2 separate regions of the Homo sapiens genome follow, and region 2 is linked to region 1. A link is a loop called in an ENCODE intact Hi-C map of the cell type or tissue named here. Cell type or tissue: endothelial cell of umbilical vein. All regions are shown on one strand. Links, peaks and the distances in the headings refer to the core of each region. The heading gives the core; the rest is flanking DNA.

The links. A loop is a pair of places that touch in the nucleus more often than their neighbours do. Peaks named below come from ENCODE experiments on the same cell type or tissue, not always from the same donor. Only the 100,000 strongest peaks of a DNase experiment are listed, where the experiment ranks them.
Region 2: it touches region 1 in a loop (2.3-fold over the local background); 2 of 110 quality-filtered maps call a loop at or near these places.

The regions. Positions count from the first base shown.
Region 1 is chr16:25,208,534-25,221,355 of GRCh38, forward strand. AQP8 (aquaporin 8) reads left to right here and starts at 8,414. Exons shown (of 6, transcript NM_001169.3): 1 at 8,414-8,524; 2 at 8,665-8,912. The coding sequence starts at 8,513. In endothelial cell of umbilical vein, for the core only: no CTCF peak of the experiment used is centred there; no DNase peak of the experiment used is centred there; H3K27me3 peaks cover 146 bases.
Region 2 is chr16:25,160,312-25,168,311 of GRCh38, forward strand. LCMT1 (leucine carboxyl methyltransferase 1) reads left to right here. Exons shown (of 11, transcript NM_016309.3): 6 at 791-893; 7 at 4,287-4,407. Among named protein-coding and RNA genes, the nearest start is that of LCMT1-AS2, 15 kb to the left of the region's middle. In endothelial cell of umbilical vein, for the core only: no CTCF peak of the experiment used is centred there; no DNase peak of the experiment used is centred there.

The DNA of each region.
Region 1 (12,822 bases), core at 2,714-10,713:
TTTTTTTTTTTTCCTATGATGAACAATGATGAAGTTGGCCAGGTGTAGTGGCTCATGCCTGTAATCCTAGCCCTTTGGGAGGCCCAGGCAGGTGGATTGCTTGAGCTCAGGAGTTCAAGACCAGCCTGGAAAACATAGTGAGACCCTGTCTGTACAAAAAATACAGAAACAAAATTAACCGGGCCTGGTGGTGTGTACCTGTGGTCCCAACTACTCGGGAGGCTGAGGTGGGAGGAATGCTTGGGCCCAGGCGGTGGAGGTTGCAGTGACCCGAGATCACACCACTCCACTCCAGCCAGAGTGATGGAAGTGAAACCCTATCTCAAAAAAATAAAATAAATAAATAAATAAATAAAAAGATGAAGACAATGTACCTGTAATTATATTCTCACCTACTGGAGCTTTTATTTCTGTAGCTAGAACTCCCAGTTTGAGGTTTGCTGGGTCAAGGGTGTGTATATCTAAGTATTTAACAATAAACATTTCAAGATGGTGTTACAAAATATTGTAGCAATTCCCACTTCCACCAGCAATGTATAAGTTTTCCTGTTTCCCCATCTTTTTTTTCTTTTCTTTTTCTTTTTTTTTTTTTTTTTTTGAGATGGAGTCTCACTCTGTTGCCCAGGCTGGAGTGCAGTGATGCAATCTCGGCTCACTACAACCTCCACCTCCCAAGTTCAAGCAATTCTCCTGCCTCAGCCTCCCAAGTAGCTAGGACTACAGGCGTGAGCCACCACGCCTGGCTGATTTTTGTATTTTTCATAGAGACAGGGTTTCACCATGTTGGCCAGGCTAGTGTTGAGCTCCTGACCTCAGGCGATCTGCCAGCCTCGGCCTCCCAAAGTGCTGGGATTACAGGCATGAGCCACTGCGCCTGGCCTGTTTTCCCCTTCTTTGTCAGCACTGTATGTTAATCAGTTAAAAAAGTCTTTCTACCAATCTAATGGTGAAAATGTTATTTCTGTTGCTTTAATTTGAATTTTTTTCTGGCTATTGCAGAGATTAAGGTTTTTTTTTGTCTGTTTATTGATCATTTGGATTTTTTCTTCTGTAGAGTTATTTAATTTGGATGTAGATAAAAAGGATAAAAGAGATAGAAAAGGAAGACGGAGTGCCAAGCTCTCAGTAGGTTCTCAGAAAGTGGTAGTCATTTTTATTGTTCAAAACATGCAGATGAAGAGAAGCTGGACCCTTGCTGATGAGACTTAGTGGACTTCTTCCTTCGTTCAAGGACTTTTTGGCTGTAAAGCATTCTGAAATAGCCAATATAACTGGTTACTCGTGACTCGAAAGACGTTCAACACCTTGACCTTGACACTGCAGGGGAGAATAGAAAGAGCTGGTGACTTCTCTGAGGAAGGAAGTTGCTCAGGTGCAAACTTCCATCCATCCATCCATCCATCCATCCATCCATCCATCCATGGGTGAGTTCTTTAACTTCTTTGTGCCTCGTTTTTATCATCTGAAGATGGTGATAATAAGTGATAGGACTTATCTCAAAGGGGGGTTACAAATACATACCGAGTGTTTAGCATGGTGTTGGAGATGTAGTGAGTAGTTGAGAAATGTCTTCTCAATCTTGCAGTTTGAGAAGACAGAAAGGTGAAAACTAGACTTACTTCCAATGGCTAGTTGCCCTGAGCTCCAAGTGGTAATACATTGAATACAATTGCAAATCTACCGAGATGGAAAGAAAGCAGTTTCAGAAGAGAATGACAGGTTCTGCTTTAAGTTTCTGTGGTTGTCCACAGAGCACAGCCTAAATTGTCAAGTCTCTGCATTATAAATGGTGTCTAGCTTTGAGAAGTTATTAACCTGAAACCCAGTATCTCTGGAATTTGGGGATGATGTATCTGCAAGAACTGTTCTCTTCTGCAAGTACTTGAAATACAAGAACATAAATTCTTTAATTCAGAGGACCCCAAACTTTCTTGGTTCACTCTGTGCGGAGGCCCCCCCCAAAAAAAATACCTAATAGCTCTATTTATTAAGGAATTAGGTGCAAAACACTTAAAAAGTTCTTATGTTCTAACAACTTAGTAGCCATTTGTAAAAAAACCCCACATGTACACAAAACATTCACATATATTGTACAGACAATAATACACATACACTGAATAAGACAAGTACATTAAAAACATATTTTATTTATATTTGTATTTCATTCTTAAATAATTACATAACCTCCCAGCAGGTTCACCTTGCCCGCTGCCTAGACAGAGCCAATTTATCAAGATAGGGAAATTGCCATAGAGAAAGAGTAATTCACGCAGAGCTGGCTGTGCAGAAGACCAGTTTATTATTACTCAAATCAGTCTCCCCAAGCATTCAGGGGTCAGAGTTTTTAAGGACGACTTGGTGGGTGGGAGTAAGCCGGTGAGTCAGGAGTGCTGATTGGTCAGAGATGAAATTATATGGAGTTGAAGCTGTCTCCTTGCGCTGAGTCAGTTCCTGAGGGAGCCCACAAGATCACATGAGCCAGTTTATCCATCTAGGTGGTGGTGCTAGCTGATCCATCAAGTACAGGGTCTGCAGAATAGCTCAAGTACTGGTCTTAGGTTTTACAATCATATATATATATATTTTTATATCTATATATTTTATATTATATATATATTTATTTTATTTTATATATATATATATATATATATATATATATATATATATATATATATTTTTTTTTTTTTTTTTTTTTTTTTTTTTTAAGATGGAGTCTTGCTCTGTTGCCCAGGCTGGAGTGCAATGATGTGATCTTGGCTCACTGCAATTGCTGCTTCCCAGGTCCAAGTGATTCTCTTGCCTCAGCCTCCTGAGTAGTTGGGACTACAGGTGTGTGCCACAACGCCCCACTAATGTCTGTATTTTTTTTTTTTTTTTTTTTTTTTTTTGAGACGGAGTCTCGCTCTGTCACCCAGGCTGGAGTGCAGTGGCGGGATCTCGGCTCACTGCAAGCTCCGCCTCCCGGGTTCATGCCATTCTCCTGCCTCAGCCTCCCAAGTAGCTGGGACTACAGGCGCCCGCCACTACGCCCAGCTAATTTTTTGTATTTTTAGTAGAGACGGGGTTTCACCGTTTTAGCCGGGATGGTCTCGATCTGCTGACCTCGTGATCCGCCCGCCTCGGCCTCCCAAAGTGCTGGGATTACAGGCGTGAGCCACCGCGCCCGGCCTAATGTCTGTATTTTTAATAGAGACGGGGTTTCACTATATGGCCAGGCTGGTCTCAAACTCCTGACCTCAGGTAATGAACCTGCCTCGGCCTCCCAAAATGGTGGGATTACAAGGGTGAGCCACTACATCTGGCCTATATATACGGTCCAAGATGGCTGCCACAGCAGCAGCGTCACATCTGGCACAACAGTGCAGCCATCAAGGCAAGAGAGAAGGGAAAGGTGAGATGCCAGGGTAAAATGTGACCTGTTTCTACACTCCATCTGGACCTGGTGGGGGATGGCAGACAGGTATAGATGCAGAGAAGTCTTGCCAACCAAACAGGGATAAAGATTAGAAGCCTTGGTCCTGTTAACCAGACCTGGATTTGGAAAACTAGGAAGTTTGCCAGCCAAAGAATTTTTTAGGAAGACAGTATCTCCTTAGCCCACTAGGTTTTTCAGTGGTTTTGAGAGACAGTATATTGTGTATGAGGACATCAGGACATACTCTAAAACTCTCATGTAGTGGAAATATGTTGTTTTGTCTGAATGGCATTCAGGTTTTCCCTGGAAGCCACTAGTTTTCTTTTTCTTTCCTTTTTTTTTTCTTTTTTTAATTAAGACGGACTCTTGCTCTGTTGCCAAGGCTGGAGTGCAGTGGTGCAATCTTGGCTCACTGCAATCTCCACCTCCCGTGTTCAAGCAATTCTCCTGCCTCAGCCTCCTGAGTAGTTGGGACTACAGGCGCGTGCCACCATGCCCGGCTAATTTCTTGTATTTTTAGGAGAGATGGGGTTTTACTGTGTTAGCCAGGATGGTCTCGATCTCCTGACCTTGTGATTCACCCGCCTTGGCCTCCCAAAGTGCTGGGATTACAGGCATGAGCCGCTGCACTGGCCTAGTTTTGGAGTTATGGAATCCAACCTTGCCTTGAGCAAGGGAAGGGTGTTTTTAGAGGACCAATAGGTAGTTTGCCCAGGCATCAGAGAGGACATAATATCTGATCTGAGATCTGAATGAGGAGTAGAAGTTGGCCAAGAGGGCAAACAAGGACTCCAAACAGAGGGACTGGCATGGACAAGGCCGGGTGAGGGTACATAGCTTATCTGATAAATTGTTTAGGGTTCATGTGGCAAGAGATGATTCAGGGGCTAGGAACTGAAGTCTCTGTGGCTAGCTAAGGGAGTCTGGGTTTGTCTTGGAACCATGGGACACACTGAATGATTTAATTCAGGGAAAAACTCAACTAGAACCATGGTCTCTGGGAAAGCAACAATTTCTAGTATGTGGCAGAAATTGCTCGATATTCATAAAATGCCTTTCTTTTTCCTCCTGGGCACAGGGCTAGACTACAATTCCCAGGCTCGATTGCAGTCAGGTGAAGCCACGTGACTGAGTTTGAGCCCATCAAATATAGGTGAGAGGGATATATGGTATTTCTAGGCCTAGCCCATAATAATTTCCTGCACAGCCCTCCACATTCTCTTTTTCCCATTTTGCTGGAGAAGATCTGAGGACCTAGATGGGGCAGCTCCAAGATGGAAGTGGCCTGGATCCCTGAGTCACCATTTGGAGACGAGCCTGTCATGGACTATTATGTGAGCAAAGAATCCATTTTTTGGGGGGTGGGGGGGTGGGATGGAGTGTCGCTCTGTGGCCCAGGCTGGAGTGCTGTGGTGTGATCTCGGCTCGCTGCAACCTCCGTCTTCCAGGTTCAAGCGATTCTCCTGCCTCAGCCTCCTGAGTAGCTGGGATTACAGGCGTGTGCCACCATGCCCAGCTAATTTTTGTATTTTTGGTAGAGATGGGGTTTCACCATGTTGGTCAGGCTGGTCTTGAACTCCTGACCTTGTGATCTGCCCGCGTTGGCCTCCCAAAGTGCTGGGATTACAGGTGCGAGCCAGTGCATCCAGCTTAGTTTTTCTTTGTTCAAGGGACTAAGCAAGAACAGATGAAGGCATGGGTGAAAACAAGAGAGAATTATTCTGGAAGCAGTACTGGCAGGATTTGAGCAAATAATGAGGGGGATGGGGAAGCCTTGGGTCAGACTATCTTATGTTGCTATTTATAGGATGTGGAAGGAAGGGTCTAAGAAACATCTTGTATGATGTGCTGTGGGATATGGAGGAGGTAGAGAACAGGGCTAAAAATAACCTTCCTAGAGGTGCAGATATTTGGCAGAGACCCTGTATTCCTGGGCCTCTCGCTGACATGGGCTGTCAACAAACTGTCACGCTCTTCTCTAGATATGTCCACTTCTGTCCTGAAGCAGATATTTTTATGTACACAGCCATGGGTGAGTTCTTAACTTCTTTGTGCCTCGTTTTTATCATCTGAAGATGGTGATAATAAGTGATAGGACTTATCTCAAAGGGGTTTACGAATATATACCGAGTGTTTAGCATGGTGTTGGAGATGTAGTGAGTAGTTGAGAAATGTCAGAAATGAGCATTAAAATTCCGTTAGCTCTAGCTTGACTTCTCTATCAGTGCATACAAACACTCAAAGATAAAGCTATGAGACAGAGCAGGATTTTGCCTGTCTTGTTCACTGCTACATCTCCAGCCAGCTTAGAACAGTGACTGGCTTGCAGCAGCTATTTAAATGTTTGGTGAGTGAATGAATGAATAAGGAACTCATCTCATTTTCTTTCCTTCCTCCTTCCTTTCTCCCTTCCTTCCTCCCTCCCTTCCTTTCTTTCTTCCCTTCTTTCCAACCATCCATCCATCCATCCATCCATTCATCCATCCACCCACCCATCTATCCATCCATCCATCCATCCATCCATCCATCCACCCACCCACCCACCCAACCATCTATCTATCCATCCATCCATCCACCCATCCATCCATGCATCCACCCATCCATCCACTTATCCATCCATCCATCCATCCATCCATCCATCCATCCATCCATCTCTCTTAGAAAGGCAGTAGAGTGTAGTGGGTTAGCTCACAAGTATTTTTTTTCAATTGTGGCAAGATACACATAAAATAAAATATGCCATTTTAACCTTTTTTTTTTTGAGATGGAGTCTCATCCTCTCACCCAGGCTGGAGTGTAGTGGTGTGATCTCAGCTCACTACAACCTCTGCCCCCCAGGTTCAAGCGATTCTCCTGCCTCAGCTTCCCAAGTAGCTGGGATTACAGGCGTGCACCACCACACCCAGCCAATTTTTGTATTTTTAGTAGAGACAGGGTTTCACCATGTGGCCAGACTGGTGTCAAACTCCTAAAATCAAGTGATCCTCCTGCCTTGGTCTCCCAAAGTGCTGAGATTACAGGTGTGAGCCAAGCACACCCAGCATTTGGAACCATTTTTAAGTGTACATTTCAGTGACATTAAGTACTTCACATTGTTGTGCCACTGTATCATCCATCCCAAAACTTTCCTCCCAAACAGGAAATCTGTACCCGCTAAACACAAACTCTTCATTCTCCCTTCCCCTCGGGCCGTGGAAACCACCATTCTACTTCTGTCTCTATGAATTTGACTAGTCTAGGTACTTCATACAAGTGGAATCAGATACAGTATTTATCCTTTTGTGACAGCCCACAAGTTCTGTGATCATATAAGCTGTGTAATCTTGGGAAACTCAATCTTCCTGACACTCCACTTCCTCGTCTGTGAAATGGTTGTAATAATAGTACCTGCTTCACAGGGTGGCAGTGAGGTTTAAATGAGATAATAGAAGGCACTTAGCCCCAGTGCCTGGCACATAGAAAGTGCTCACTATTAGCTATTAGTTACAGCTAAGCATGTATTGTAAATTAGTGGACACTGGTATTGTGTGTCTAGCACTGTCCTGAGCACTTTACCCGTATTATCTCATTTAAACTTCCCAACGACCCTATGACATGGTGAAACCACTAACATCCACACCTAACAGATGAGAAAACAAAGGCCCAGAGAGGCCAAGTCATGTGCCCAAGGGTTACATAGCTAGTTTACAGCAGAGCTGGGATTGAACGCCAGGCAGCCTATTTCCAAAGTTCATGGGTCTTGCCGCTGCATTGCATTACCTCTTGCCAGTCTCTGCTGCCTCTGTCTGTGAAGGATCGTCATCTATACACTCAGTCCTGGCTCAGGCTGTCACGGTGACTGCAGGTGTTTGAAGCTGTGGGACTCATTGGAAAAATAATTGAAAATGGGATTGCTGTTTCTTTCTTTTCTTTTTTCTTTCTTTCTTTCTTTTTTTTTTTTTTTTTTTTAGACAGGGTCTCACTCTGAGGCTGAAGTGCAGTGGCGCGATCTTGGCTCACTGCAACCTCTGGGTCCTGGGTTCAAGTGATTCTCATGCCTCATCCTCCTGAGTAGCTGGGATTACAGGCAAACACCAACACGCCCTCTCTTTCTTTCTCCTTCCTTCCTTCTTTTCTTTCTTTTTCTTTTTTCTTTCTTTCTTTCTTTCTTTCTTTCTTTCTTTCTTTCTTTCTTTCTTTCCTTCCTTCTTTTCTTTCTTTCTTTTTCTTTCTTTTTCTTTCTTTCTTTCTTTCTTTCTTTCTTTCTTTCTTTCTTTCTTTCTTTCTTTTTCTTTCTTTCTTTCTTTCTTTCTTTCTTTCTTTCTTTCTTTCTTTCTTTCTTTCTTTTCTTTCCTTTCTTTCTTTCTCTGTCTTTCTTTCTTCTTTCTCTTTCCTTTTTTTTTTTTTTCAGAGCCTTGCTCTGTTGCCCAGGCTGGAGTGCAGTTGCACAATCTTGGCTCTGCGCAATCTTCGTCTCCCAGGTTCAAATGATTTTCCTGCCTTAGCCCCCCAAGTAGCTGGGATTACAGGCGTGCACCACCACGCCCGGCTGAGTTTTGTATTTTTAGTAGAGACGGGGTTTCACCGTGTTAGCCAGGATGGTCTCAATCTCCTGACCTCGTGATCCACCTGCCTCGGCCTCCCAAAGTGCTGGGATTACAGGCGTGAGCCACTGCACCTGGCTGTTTGCTGTTTCTTAACATGTGAGGTTCCAACCCAGTGGGGCCCACTAACATGTGCTGTTCTGCTTTGGACCGTGGGGAGCTGGGGTGCTGGACCCATCTCCCACCTTCTACAGCCTGGAGTGTGCTCCCAGATGACACAGCCAAGCTGGCGTGTTTTTCCCTCACTGGCGGAAAGTTCAGCAATCCCTGACTCCCTCACCCTGCCCTGTTGAGATTTAAAAAAATTTCCTCTTCTGGGCCTCAGAGCCGCCTCCTACCTGAGGTTTATTGCTTTCTCTGCACCAGCATTGAGCCTCTGCAGCCCTTTAAAAGGGGCAGAGCCCATAGTGTGATCAGCAGGTCCTGTCCCTAGGAGATAAGAGTATCTTGCACAGCAGGTGCAGGTTTCCCAGCAGCTCAGGCAAGAGTCCGATGTTTGTGCCATCTGATCCTGATGTCTGGAGAGGTGAGCCCTCTGTCGGCATCTTCCTCTCCAGGCTGGCAGAGCAAGGGGGGCTGTGAATTAATTCAAGGTTGGGGGTCGGGGCCTTCTATATCTGGACTTGCCTCCCACCCGTGTCCTCTGTCCCTTTTTCCCTACGGCAGATAGCCATGTGTGAGCCTGAATTTGGCAATGACAAGGCCAGGGAGCCGAGCGTGGGTGGCAGGTGGCGAGTGTCCTGGTACGAACGGTTTGTGCAGCCATGTCTGGTCGAACTGCTGGGCTCTGCTCTCTTCATCTTCATCGGGTGCCTGTCGGTCATTGAGAATGGGACGGACACTGGGCTGCTGCAGCCGGCCCTGGCCCACGGGCTGGCTTTGGGGCTCGTGATTGCCACGCTGGGGAATATCAGGTGAGACCAGCTCTGAGGATTCAGCCTGATGCTGACTTGGGGCACTGGGTGTGGAAAGCAAAGGCGTTGTCAAGGACCCCTGGGCGCATACGTATTCGGGATTTCAAGGAGCGCTCTGGATAACTATGGGGTTGGGAGTCAGACTGGGGTCAACTCCAGACCCCGCAGCCTGTGAGCTTGTGACTTTGAGCAAGTCATTCTCTTTTTGAGTAGCTGGATCACAGGCATGCGCCGCAGCACCCAACTAATTTTTAAATTTTGTTGTAGAGATGGGGTCTCACTATGTTGCCCAGGCTAGTCTTGAACTCCTGGTCTCAAGCGATCCTCCTGCCTTGGCTTCCCAAAGTTTTGGGATTACAGGCATGAGACACCATGCCTGGCTGGCAAGTTACTCTCTAAACCCAAAGTTCCCCGCCTATAAAATGGGAATAGTAGCTTTTAAATGTTTTTTTTTTCAAGCCAACATATCTATATTGCTAACCATGTACCAGGCACTAGTCTAATTACTTTATAGATATTAGTTATTTAATCCTCACAAAAGCCTTGTGGGGTAGGTCCTGTTATTAGCCCCATTGTACAGCTGCAAAAGTGAAAGGCCATGTAATCTGTCCAAGCTTAGAGGGCCAGAAAGTGGCAGAGGCGGGAGTCAAGAACAAGCTGTCTGGCTCCAGCGCTCAAATCCAAGTGCCTCATGCGGAAGTCATGAGAATTAAATGAAGTAGAGCGCCTGGCACACACCAAACATACAACAGGCATTGGTTGCTGTGTTATTGTTACCACTAGAAGGGGGTTTTAGGGAAAGCAGAAATGCATAGAAGACCTGAGCCAGGTTTTCCCACCTGGGTATGCAGAGATCTGCAGTGGTCCTGGCTTGTCAAGAGGTGATCAAGAAGGAGGGGCAGGGAAAGGGACAGGCTTCTCTGGCTTAGCTCTCGTCTGGGTAGAGGCTCAATGGGGAGGTCTGTGGACATGGCTGCTGGTTCCCAGGAGAGCCAGCCATCACGACGAAGATCTTGAGTGGGGTGCCTGGCAGGGTGATCTGGGACATGGTTGGTCTGTATTAAATCTCACTCAAAAAATAGATCTGAATGAGGAAACAGAAATACTATTTCTGAGAAAACCAGAATGGAAAAGAGCTTTAACATCTCTTTAGGCCGGGTGCAGTGGCTCACGCCTGTAATCCCAGCACTTTGGGAGGCTGAGGCGGGTGGATCACCTGAGGTCAGGAGTTGGAGAGCAGCCTGGCCAACAGGGTGAAACCCTGTCTCTACTAAAGATACAAAAATTAGCTGGGCGTGGGGGCAGGCACCTGTGGTCCCAGCTACTTCGGAGGCTGAGGCAGGAGAATTGCTTGAACTGGGAGGGAGAGGTTGCAGTGAGCCGAGATTGTGCCACTGCACTCCAGCCTGGGCAACAGAGTGAGACTCCATCTCCAAAAAACAAACAAACAAACAAACAAACAAAAAACAAACCACATCTCTTTAGACGTCCAAGGGAGGCTGCAAGTGAAACAAAAAGTACATGATCTTCCCTTTGGACGGATCTGAGATTGAAGGCAACCTTTATCACTTCTTAGCAGGGTGACCACAGCAAGTTGCTGAAGCCTCTGTGTGCAGTGGTATAAATATGAGTAATAATAATAGCTGATGTTTTTTGAATGCTAACTACATAGATACTACTATGGGCTGTACAAATATTAATTCTTAATATCTTTGCAATAGCTTTATCAGGCAGAGATCATTGAGGCACAGAGAGGTTATGTAACTTTGCCAATGCCACACAGCTCTTCAGTGGCAGAGTTGAGCTTTGAACCCAGGCCAGCTGGCTGGAAAGACCATCTCTTTGGCACTGCAAATACTGCCTCTCTGTTTGGCTTTTTTGACAAATATTTATTCAGCACCTATTGCGTGCCAGACACTGACTTTGAGGTTGTTCACTGGATCCAGGATAAGCTATGTATGTAAGTTATAAGCACCCAGCACAGCCCCTGGCACACAGTAAGTGTCAGAGAAATATATGCTGAGTGAACAATGAATGAATGAATGAATGTGTCTTGATTGTTTTATTGCTAATGAGTGTAAACCAGGAAATGTGTGGTTTTCGTCACCTGGCCCTCCTGATAGAGCCATGCTCTGGGTGACAGTTTCTCTCCCCTTTGGGGCTCCCCTGGGAAGCCGCCTCACCCTGACTTCATCTGTGTATCTCAGCAGAGCCCAGGCTAAGCTACTTGAGGCCAAGTAGGCCTGGCTGCCCCTCTTCCCAACCTGTGGAGTCTGAGCACTGGCTGGTGCTTTCAAACCATGCATGGAGGTCAGGCGCAGTGGCTCACGCCTGTAATCCCAGCACTTTGGGAGGCCGAGGCAGGTGAATCACCTGAGGTCAGGAGTTCGAGACCAACCTGGCCAACATGGTGAAACCCCGTCTCTACCAAAAATACAAAAATTAGCCGGGCGTGGTGGCAGCCCCGTTATCCCATCTACTTGGGAGGCTGAAGCAGAAGAATCGCTTGAAACCAGGAGGCGGAGGTTGCAGTGAGCCGAGATTGCACCATTGCACTCCAGCCTGGGTGACAAAGGGAGACCCTGTCTCAAAAAAAAAAACAAAAAACAAAAAACAAATCAAATCAAACCGTGCATGGAGCTTATCTGAGGGCCTGGGCCCAGAGCTGAGCCAGACAAGTTGGGGTAGCTGGTCTCGAGCTATCAGGGTGTTGGACAAAGTCCTTTTGGGCAGAGCTGAGGTCCTCTGCCCAGTCTCAACTGAATGTCCTATGTCCTTTGGAGGATGGGTAAGCTCATTGGTGGGCTCTTTACATTAGGGGGGCACTTTGGTTCTCAAGTGACATGGGGAGTCTTGGGGTCCCTTTCTCTCTCATTGGGGAGTATCCATTCCTGGAAACCAGATGGATTCAGGAGGCCAAACTGTGACAATATTTCCTCCATCAGAGTGGGACTGGTTGGGACACTGATGTGAGTGCAGCCACCCTGGCTCTGGGGCCTGGGCTGGTTGAACATCTTGGTGAACACGAAGGCTCTTTACCCATGAGCCAGGGGGTGGCTGATCAACTGCAACCTGCCCTTTGACCTCAGGTTCTGACTTGTCTAATTCCCTTCCACACCCCAAACTCCCAATCCCAATCCCTAACCTGGTCATGAACCTCCAACTCCACCCCGTGATTCTCAATGCCATTTTCAGCCTGAACTCCAAATCTGCATTTTACACCCATCACACTTTCAGACCACAAGTAGGGTTTTCACTGGCTGAGCAGTTCAACCAATCAGGAGGTCTTATTCAGGGCCTAGCTACTCATAAAGGGAGACCCGGGCCGGGCACGGTAGCTCGTGCCTGTAACCCCAGCACTTTGGGAGGCCGACGTGGGTGGATCGCTTGAGGTCAGGAGTTTGAGACCAGCCTGACCAACATGGTGAAACCTCGTCTCTACTAAAAATACAAAAATAAGCCAGGCGTGGTGGCACACACCTGTAGTTCCAGCTACTTAGGAGGCTGAGTCAGAAGAATTGCTTGAACTCAAAAGGTGGAAGCTGCAGTGAGCCGAGATCACACCATTGCACTGCAGCCCGCGCGACAGAGCAAGACTCCGTCTCGTAAAATCAAACAAATCATAAGGGGAGGCCTGGATACCGCTCTTGGGCTACTAACTTGGAGCCTTGGTATCTCAATCTGACCTGTGGCCACATCTCTGAAGGGCTGGAGGGAGGCTTGGAGGGAGTCAGGGAGGAGTTAAGGGATGGTCTCCCTACACGCTCTTCCTCCAGGGCCATCCTGGGGGCTGGGCTTTGGACTTAGAGGCTGCCCTTTATCTCTTACCCTCTGCCTGGCATCTCAGGGAAAATGGAAGCAATTTGGTGCCTCTTTGTATTTGAGCTGGGCCCCGGACTGACTCTTGCCC
Region 2 (8,000 bases), core at 1-8,000, 51 kb before region 1:
AATCTGGTTTAGCACGCCACCCAGTTGATTCTGATGACCACTGAAGCCTGAGAATAATCACTATAGATAACCATTTCATCCCACCTCTGCTGGAGTCTTTCAAAGCAAATGCTGTCATTTTATTTGTAAATACATTAGTACATAAACTGTCTTTTTTAAAACATAACACAAATTGGCGTAACATTTAGAGAGCAGCCTGCTAATGGGTCCCCATATTTAAATAGGCTTACCCTCTGATCTCTTAATTCCACTCATACTATCTACTTTAAAGAAATAACTGGACAGATGCTTCATGATGTCTATACAAGGGTGCTTAAATGCCTAGATGGGGAAAACTTAGAAATACCATGTCTCATAGTGAGGGATTGGCTAAATAAGTTATGTTTTATCCAGTCAATGGAATGCTATGAAATCATTATACAGAAGGATGTCCCTGATGCTGTTGTTACGTAGGAAAAGCAGTTTTCAAACCACATATTGGGTGGTCCCATTTTCTTTTCTCTATTCAGGATGTGTGTATGTGTGTGCGCACCATGTGCATGAGAGGGGATGTGTTTTTGTTGTGTATAATAACTTAAGCACATAGGACAAAAGGCTGAAATGTTACACACCAAAACACGAATAGTTATCTTTGGAAGATAGGATTTTGGTTAATTTTTACCCTCCTCTTACGTATTTTTTTTTTTTAACAATGATGCATGTATTTTTATAGTAAGGAAAAACCATAAGGCTACTATAACTTTGGAAAAGACATATTCATTAAAATTATAGCCTCTGATTGCATTTGCAGATGGACACATACTGGATTCAAAGAGATATGCCGTTATTGGAGCAGATCTCCGAGACCTGTCTGAACTGGAAGAGAAGCTAAAGAAATGTAACATGAATACACAGTGAGATTTTTTTTTTTAAACCTCTTCTGCATTTGTGATTTTATGCTAATTATGAGATAAGGCCAGTCGGAAGTACAGCATGATATTCATGTTCCATTTTTTATTCTTTAAGAGTTTTATCATTTCATTGCTACCTAGTTTTCTGAAAAAAATTCTTTTTTTTTTTTTTGAGGTGGAGTTTTGCTCTTGTTGCCCAGGCTGAGTGCAATGGCACAATCTCAGCTCACTGCAACCTCCACTTCCCAGGTTCAAGTGATTCTCCTGCCCTCAGCCTCTTGAGTAGCTGGGATTACAGGCATGCGCCACCATGCCTGGCTAAGTTTGTATTTTTAGTAGAGATGGGGTTTCTCCATGTAGTCAGGCTGGTCTCAAACTCCCGACCTCAGGTGATCCGCCTGCCTTGGCCTCCCAAAGTGCTGGGTAGTTTTCTGAAATTTTTAAAGCAATACTGTTCAAGTCTGTTTCTACATCAGAATCACCTGTGTTACTTTGTAAAAATACTAGTGCCTAATTTCATATAAAAGTTTGAGAGAAGATAATTTATGGATAGAAACATATTTGTAACATATAAAGAAAAGATTAGCATCCAGAATATATAAAGAACAGCTACTATTAAAAAAAAAAACCTCAGAAAAATGGGCAAAATATAGATTACCAGGCAGCTCAAAGAAGAAACTGAATATCATATGAAACAGGTATTGGGCATCAGTGATAATCAGATGAAATTCTATTTTACTGTCACCAAGTTGGCAAAAATGTAACAGCTGACAATATCAAGTGTTGACAAGGATGTGGGGGATAGGGAATGATAATGCCACTGCTGGCATTATCACAGTACAACTACTGTGAGGAGCAATCTGAAAGTATCTAGTAACATTGTAAGTATGTGTACCATACATAGCAGTTCCACTTTCGTGGGTGTCTCCTTGAGAAGATCTTGCATATATGCATAAGGAGGATGTTCATTGTAGTTCATGAGTCTGGGAACCGAGTCCAGCTGCACAGGTTTGAATCCTGACAGGAATATGCACTAGACCATGACTTTGGATAACTTACTTCACTTCTCTGCATCTGTTTCCTCTTCGGAAAAATGTGAGTTATAGGCTGGGCGTGGTGCCTCATGCCTGTAATCTCAGCACTTTGGGAGGCCGAGGTGGGCAGATCACCTGAGGTCAGGAGTTCGAGACCAGCCTGGCCAGCATATTGAAGCCCCATCTCTACTAAAAATACAAAAAATCAGCTGGGCGTGGTGGTGGGCGCCTGTACCCCAGCTACTCAGGAGGCTGAGGCAGGAGAATCACTTGAACCCAGGAGGCAGAGGTTGCAGTGAGCCAAGATCATGACATCGAACTGTAGCCTGGACAACAGAGCAAGACTCCATCTCAAAAAAAAAAAAAAAGAAAAGAAAAGAAAAAGAAAAATGTGAAAATGTGAATACTAATAGAACCCACCTGTAAGTGTTAGCAGTTGAAGATGCTGAAATCTCTGAGAAATGCTATTCATTTCTGTAGTTTTAATTGTTGCTGATGATTTTGATGGTTCCTCGAAGAGAAGATAAAAATAATTCCTAATCCCAATACCTAGAGATAACCACCTTAAAAGATTTTATCCCAAAATTTGTAAATATATGTTTTTCTTTAAAATGTGATTATGCTATGCGTATAATTTTGGAACTTTTTGTTTGGAGACAAGGTCTTACTCTGTCACCCAGGCTGGAGTGCAGTGGCGTGATCTGTGCTTACTGCAGCATGAATCTCCCAGGCTCAAGTGATCCTCCCACCTCAGCTTCCTGAGTAGCTGGGACCACAGCAGTGCACCACCACACCCATTTAATTTTTGTAGAGACAAGGTTTCACCATATTGCCCAGGCTTGTTTTGAACTCGTGAGCCCAAGCGATCTAACTGCCTTCGCCTCCCAAAGTGTTGGAATTAACAGGCGTGAGCCATTGCACCCAGCCAGTTTTGGAACTTTTAAAAGAATCGGTTGGGCACGGTGGCTCACGCCTGTAATCCCAGCACTTTGGGAGGCCAAGATGGGCGGATCACGAGGTCAAGAGATTGAGACCAGCCTGGCCAACATGGGGAAACCCCGTCTCTACTACAAATACAAAAATTAGGTGGGTCCGTGGTGGTGTGTGCCTATAGTCCCAGCTACTCGGGAGGCCAAGGCAGGGGAACTGCTTGAACCCAGGAGGCGGAAGTTGCAGTGAGCTGAGATCGTGCCACTCCACTCCAGCCTGGTGACAGAATGAGACTCTGTCTCAAAAAAAAAAAAAAAAAAAGAATCTAATATATATGTGTATATGTACACATACAATCATTCATTTGTCTATTCACTCATTTAGCAAATAATCGAGATTCTGTCAAGTACAGGTACTCACTATGAACAAAACAGCTTACACATTATCGTGTAAGGAAAAGAAATATAAAATAGCTAATGACATTCGATTGTTTCATTACTCTTGGGGTATCTGCTTTGAAGAAGTGCCGGGAAGCATCTGATAGGCCACTTGAATCTGGGGACCATGGATAGCTTTTGTGTCAATAAATACAGTCCCTGAAACATCATACTTATGAGCTGCATAGCAGTTCATTGGGTAGGGCATACCATGTTCTTTTCAACCAGTTTCTTGTTGGGCTTAGCTGGGTGTTCTGCAGTTTGGGCTGGGCTTAGCTGGATGTTCTTCTGCAGTTTGGGTTGGCCTTACTTAGCTGGAGGTTCTTCTGCAGTTTGGACAGGGCTTAGCTGGATGGTTCTGCTTGTGGTTGGGTTTAGCTGATATTCTGGAGTTCAGTCAGGTGGACAGTGGGCAGGCCAGCTAGGGTCTGGCTGGCTGTCAGTTGGGATGCCTTCTTCTCTTCCACAGGTCTTCTCCCCCTATAGCAGGCTAGCTTGGGTTCCTTCACACAGTGGTTTCAGTTTTCCAAGTGCAGCAAGAGAGCAAGCACCAATGTGCAAGTGACTTTAAAGCTTCTGCTTGCATCATGTTTGCTACTGTCCTGTTGACCAAAGCAAAAGTTTCATGACCAGCCTAGATTCCAGGGGTAGAAGAATAAACACCTCTCAAATGGGGGAAGCTGCATTGTTATGTTGGCGTGGTGTGAGTGCACAGCAGGGGAGAACTTGAAACCATTTTTACAATCCACCACACATGCTCAACATGTTTTCATTGCCACACAAATCATTTCTCACTGCTCACCTTTTCACAGTAGAAAGCTCGGATTGTGACGGTATTCCACATGTATTCCTGTCCTGACTGGGGCTGTGCTTGCTCAGGCCTTCTGAGTTCCCTGGGGCATGGACCGCCCCACCAATACTGCAACATGTGTACAATTAGAGGGTCCTGACTTGATGATAACAAATTTATGTGCCTTTTTTTCCTTATCTTTAAGATTGCCAACACTCCTGATAGCTGAATGTGTGCTGGTTTACATGACTCCAGAGCAGTCCGCAAACCTCCTGAAGTGGGCAGCCAACAGTTTTGAGAGAGCCATGTTCATAAACTACGAACAGGTAAAAGGAAGCACAGGAGAACTGGATTCCATACAGGATCGCCGTGGTGGCTTCCCTCTCCCAGCACCCTTAGGATAACTTCCCTTATCCTTTTCCTTCTGCCTCCAGCCTCTCACATATCTCCTTTATTCACCAACCAGCAATCTTAGTACTCCTGACCTCTTGACCTCCTGCAGACTTTTAGCCAGTTATTAGAACTTCTGTCTTAGCCTTTACAAAAGATTTTCAAGTTCTTATTTTTATCATTACATGTACCATGGAGTCATAGAACATGAGGAAGAGGATTTTGGCTACCAGCATTTTGGGGTAGCAACTCAGATGCTGTCAGGGACAGGCAGGTGGGGTCAGTGGAGGAAGTCAGCCAGGTGTAATAGTGTAGGGTTTGGGGACTGGTGAAACGGAGCACCCACGTCCCATCTCACAGGAGTGGCCACTGCCCATTTACAGCCAGTTGTTATCATGTAGGCATGTGAGCCTAGAGCTGCCAGAACTCCTGATTTTTGAAAGAAGTTGGAAATGCAGGATTTTAATGTAAAATATTCTAATTTCTAAAATTACCATGTATGATTTACCAGCTGCCTGTTTACTTCTTCTGATTTATTGCAGAAAAAGTTCTGCTTTAGAGCTTTGGAATAGCTTGGGTTGAATCCTGGCCCTGGCTTGTGCTCTCAGCTATGTGAACTTAGGCAGCACAGCTTAGTGATTGGGAGTCCATTCTCTGGAGTTGGGCGTTCCTGCTGTGTGACCTGGGCAAGTTACATAACCCCTCTGTGCCTGTTTCTTTCTTTCTTTTCTTTTCTTTTTTTTTTTCTTTTTAAGCCAGAGTTTCACTCTTATTGCCCAGGCTGGAGTGCAACAGCACACTCTCGGCTCACTGCAACCTCCGCCTCCTGGGTTCAAGCGATTCTCCTGCCTCAGCCTTCCAAGTAGCTGGGATCACAGGCGTGCACCATCACACCCAGCTAATTTTGTATTTTTAGTAGAGATGGGGTTTCACCATTTTGGCCAGGCTGGTCTCGAACTCATGACCTCAAGTGATCTGCCCATCTCGGCCACCCAAAGTGCTGGGATTACAGGCATGAGCCACCATGCCCGGCTGACCCTCTGTGCCTGTTTCTTCATCTGAAAATAATAGTCCCTACTTCATAGCATTGTTGTGAGATATAAATGAGTTAATGTATTCAAAAGCACTGACAGTGTTGCCCAACTGTAAGTAAGCATCAGCTATTTTTTGTTCTCTCTGAGCCCCAGTTCTTTGTTTTGAACTGGGTGGGTGCGGTGGCTCACGCCTGTGATCCCAGCACTTTAGGGAGGCCAAGGAGGGCAGATCTCCTGAGGTCAGGAGTTTTGAGACCAGACTGGCCAACATGGTGAAACCCTGTCTCTACAAAAAATACAAAAATTAGCCAGGCATGGTGGCGGACGCCTATAATCCCAGCTACTTGGGAGGCTGAGGCAGGAGAATCGCTTGAACCAGGGAGGCGGATGTTGCAGTGAGCCGAGACTGCACCACTACACTCCAGCCTGAGTGACCGAGCGAGACGCCATCTCAAAAAAAAAAAAAAAAGAAAGAAAGAAATACCCACTCTCCAGATTATTATGGGGATTCCTGAGATGATGGTCAGTGGCTTATCACATCATAAGCACTGATACATGCTCACTATTTTTATTGTTTATTGCTTTTTATTTATTTGTTTGTTTGAGATAGGGTCTCACTGTATCACCCAGGCTGGAGTGCAGTGGTGGGGATCATGGCTTACTGCAGCCTCGACCGCGGGCTCAGATGATCCTGCCAGGTCATCCTCCCAAGTAGCTGGGATCACAGGTGCACACCACCATGCCCAGCTAATTTTTAAATTTTTTTTGTAGGGACAGGGTTTCGCCATGTTGCCCAGGTTGGTCAGTTTTATTTTTTAAATCTCCTTTTCTTTTTTATTTTATCACACATAAGAGCCATCAGGGGACTTGCCCAGTGTCACGTAATTATGGACAGATCTAGGGCTAGCCCTTGGTCTCTCAGCCTCCTCCCCAGGTCCTTTCCTGCCCAGGTTCCTGTGTAGATGGTTCTCGATTGGTTGATTTTGCATCCTTCCCTCTCTTTAATTGGGAGCGCTCCTCAGACTCTGTCTTCTATCCTGATGGATGGATGTAATGGAAGCTGGCCTCACTGGTCTTTTCTTTTGATGTGAATAAATCCTGGAGACCCATCTTTGCTTTCAGGATAACCACATCTGGGGAAACATTCCACTGTCCATACTCCACATGTTTTGGATTTGTACTGCTGCTTTCCCTTTCCTTAGTTTGTGTATTCTTTTGTTGAACAAGTGTTTATTCAACATCATATGAGAGATGATGGATTCAGTGAATTCTGACCAGAGATCTTGTCACTTTGGAGCAAGCCTGGGAATGTGCCAGTTTTCAAAACGTTGTCCATAGCTGTCCCTAGACTGGTTCTGCTCCCACCCACCACCCTCACCTGGTGAATAATGAACATTTAAGTTAATTCAGTGGTTTCCTAACAAACGCAAAATGACCAGCACCCTCACAAACCATGTATTAATTGCTCACATGCTTTACATTGTTTGCTTTTCCTTTTTTTTGGTCTTTTTTTTTTTTAGAGACAGGGTCTCGTTCTGTCGCCCAGGCTGGAGTACAGTGGTGCCGTCATAGCTCACTGCAGTCTTGAGCTCCCAGGTTCAAGTGATCCTCCCACCTTAGTCTCCCATTAGTTAGGACTGTAGGTGCACACCACCACTCTTGACTTTATTTTTTTGGTAGAGACAGGGTCTTGCTATGTTGTCCAGGCTGGTCTCAAACTCCTGGCCTCAAGCAGTTCTCCAACCCCAGTCTCCCAAAGCCCTGGGACTGCAGGCATCAGCCACCATGCTCAGCTTGTTGCCTAATTAGTAGTTTAAGATGACAAAACTACATGGATGATAATAATTTCAATAATAATTCTAAAGCAGTGGTAGCAAATTCTTAGATTTTGCTTACTATATAGCAGGGACTATTCTATGAATTTTACATATATTAACTTATTTATTTATTTATTTATGTTTTGAGATGGAGTCTTACTCTGTCACCCAGGCTGGAGTGCAGTGGCACGATCTTGGCTCATTGCAACCTCCACCTCCCAGGTTCAAGAGATTCTCCTGCCTCAGCCTCCTGAGTAACTGGGATTACAGGCGTGTGCCACTATTCCTAGCTAATTTTGTATTTTTAATAGAGACAGGGTTTCATGTTGGCCAGGCTGGTCTCAAACTCCTGACCTCAAGTGATCCGCCCACCTCGGCCTCCCAAAGTGCTGGGATTATAGGCGTGAGCTACCGCACCCAGCCTTTTTTTTTTGAGACAGAGTCTCGCTCTGTCATCCAGGCTGGAGTGCAGTTGCGCAATCTCAGCTCACTGCAGCCTCTGCCTCCTGGGTTCAAGTGATTCTCCCGCCTCAGCCTCCTGAGTAGCTGGGATAACAGGCACGTGCCACTGCGCCTGGCTGATTTTTGTATTTTTAGTGGGGATGGAGTTTCACCATGTTGGCCAGGCTGGTATTGAATTCCTGGCCTCAAGTGATCCACCTGCCTCAGCCTCCCAAA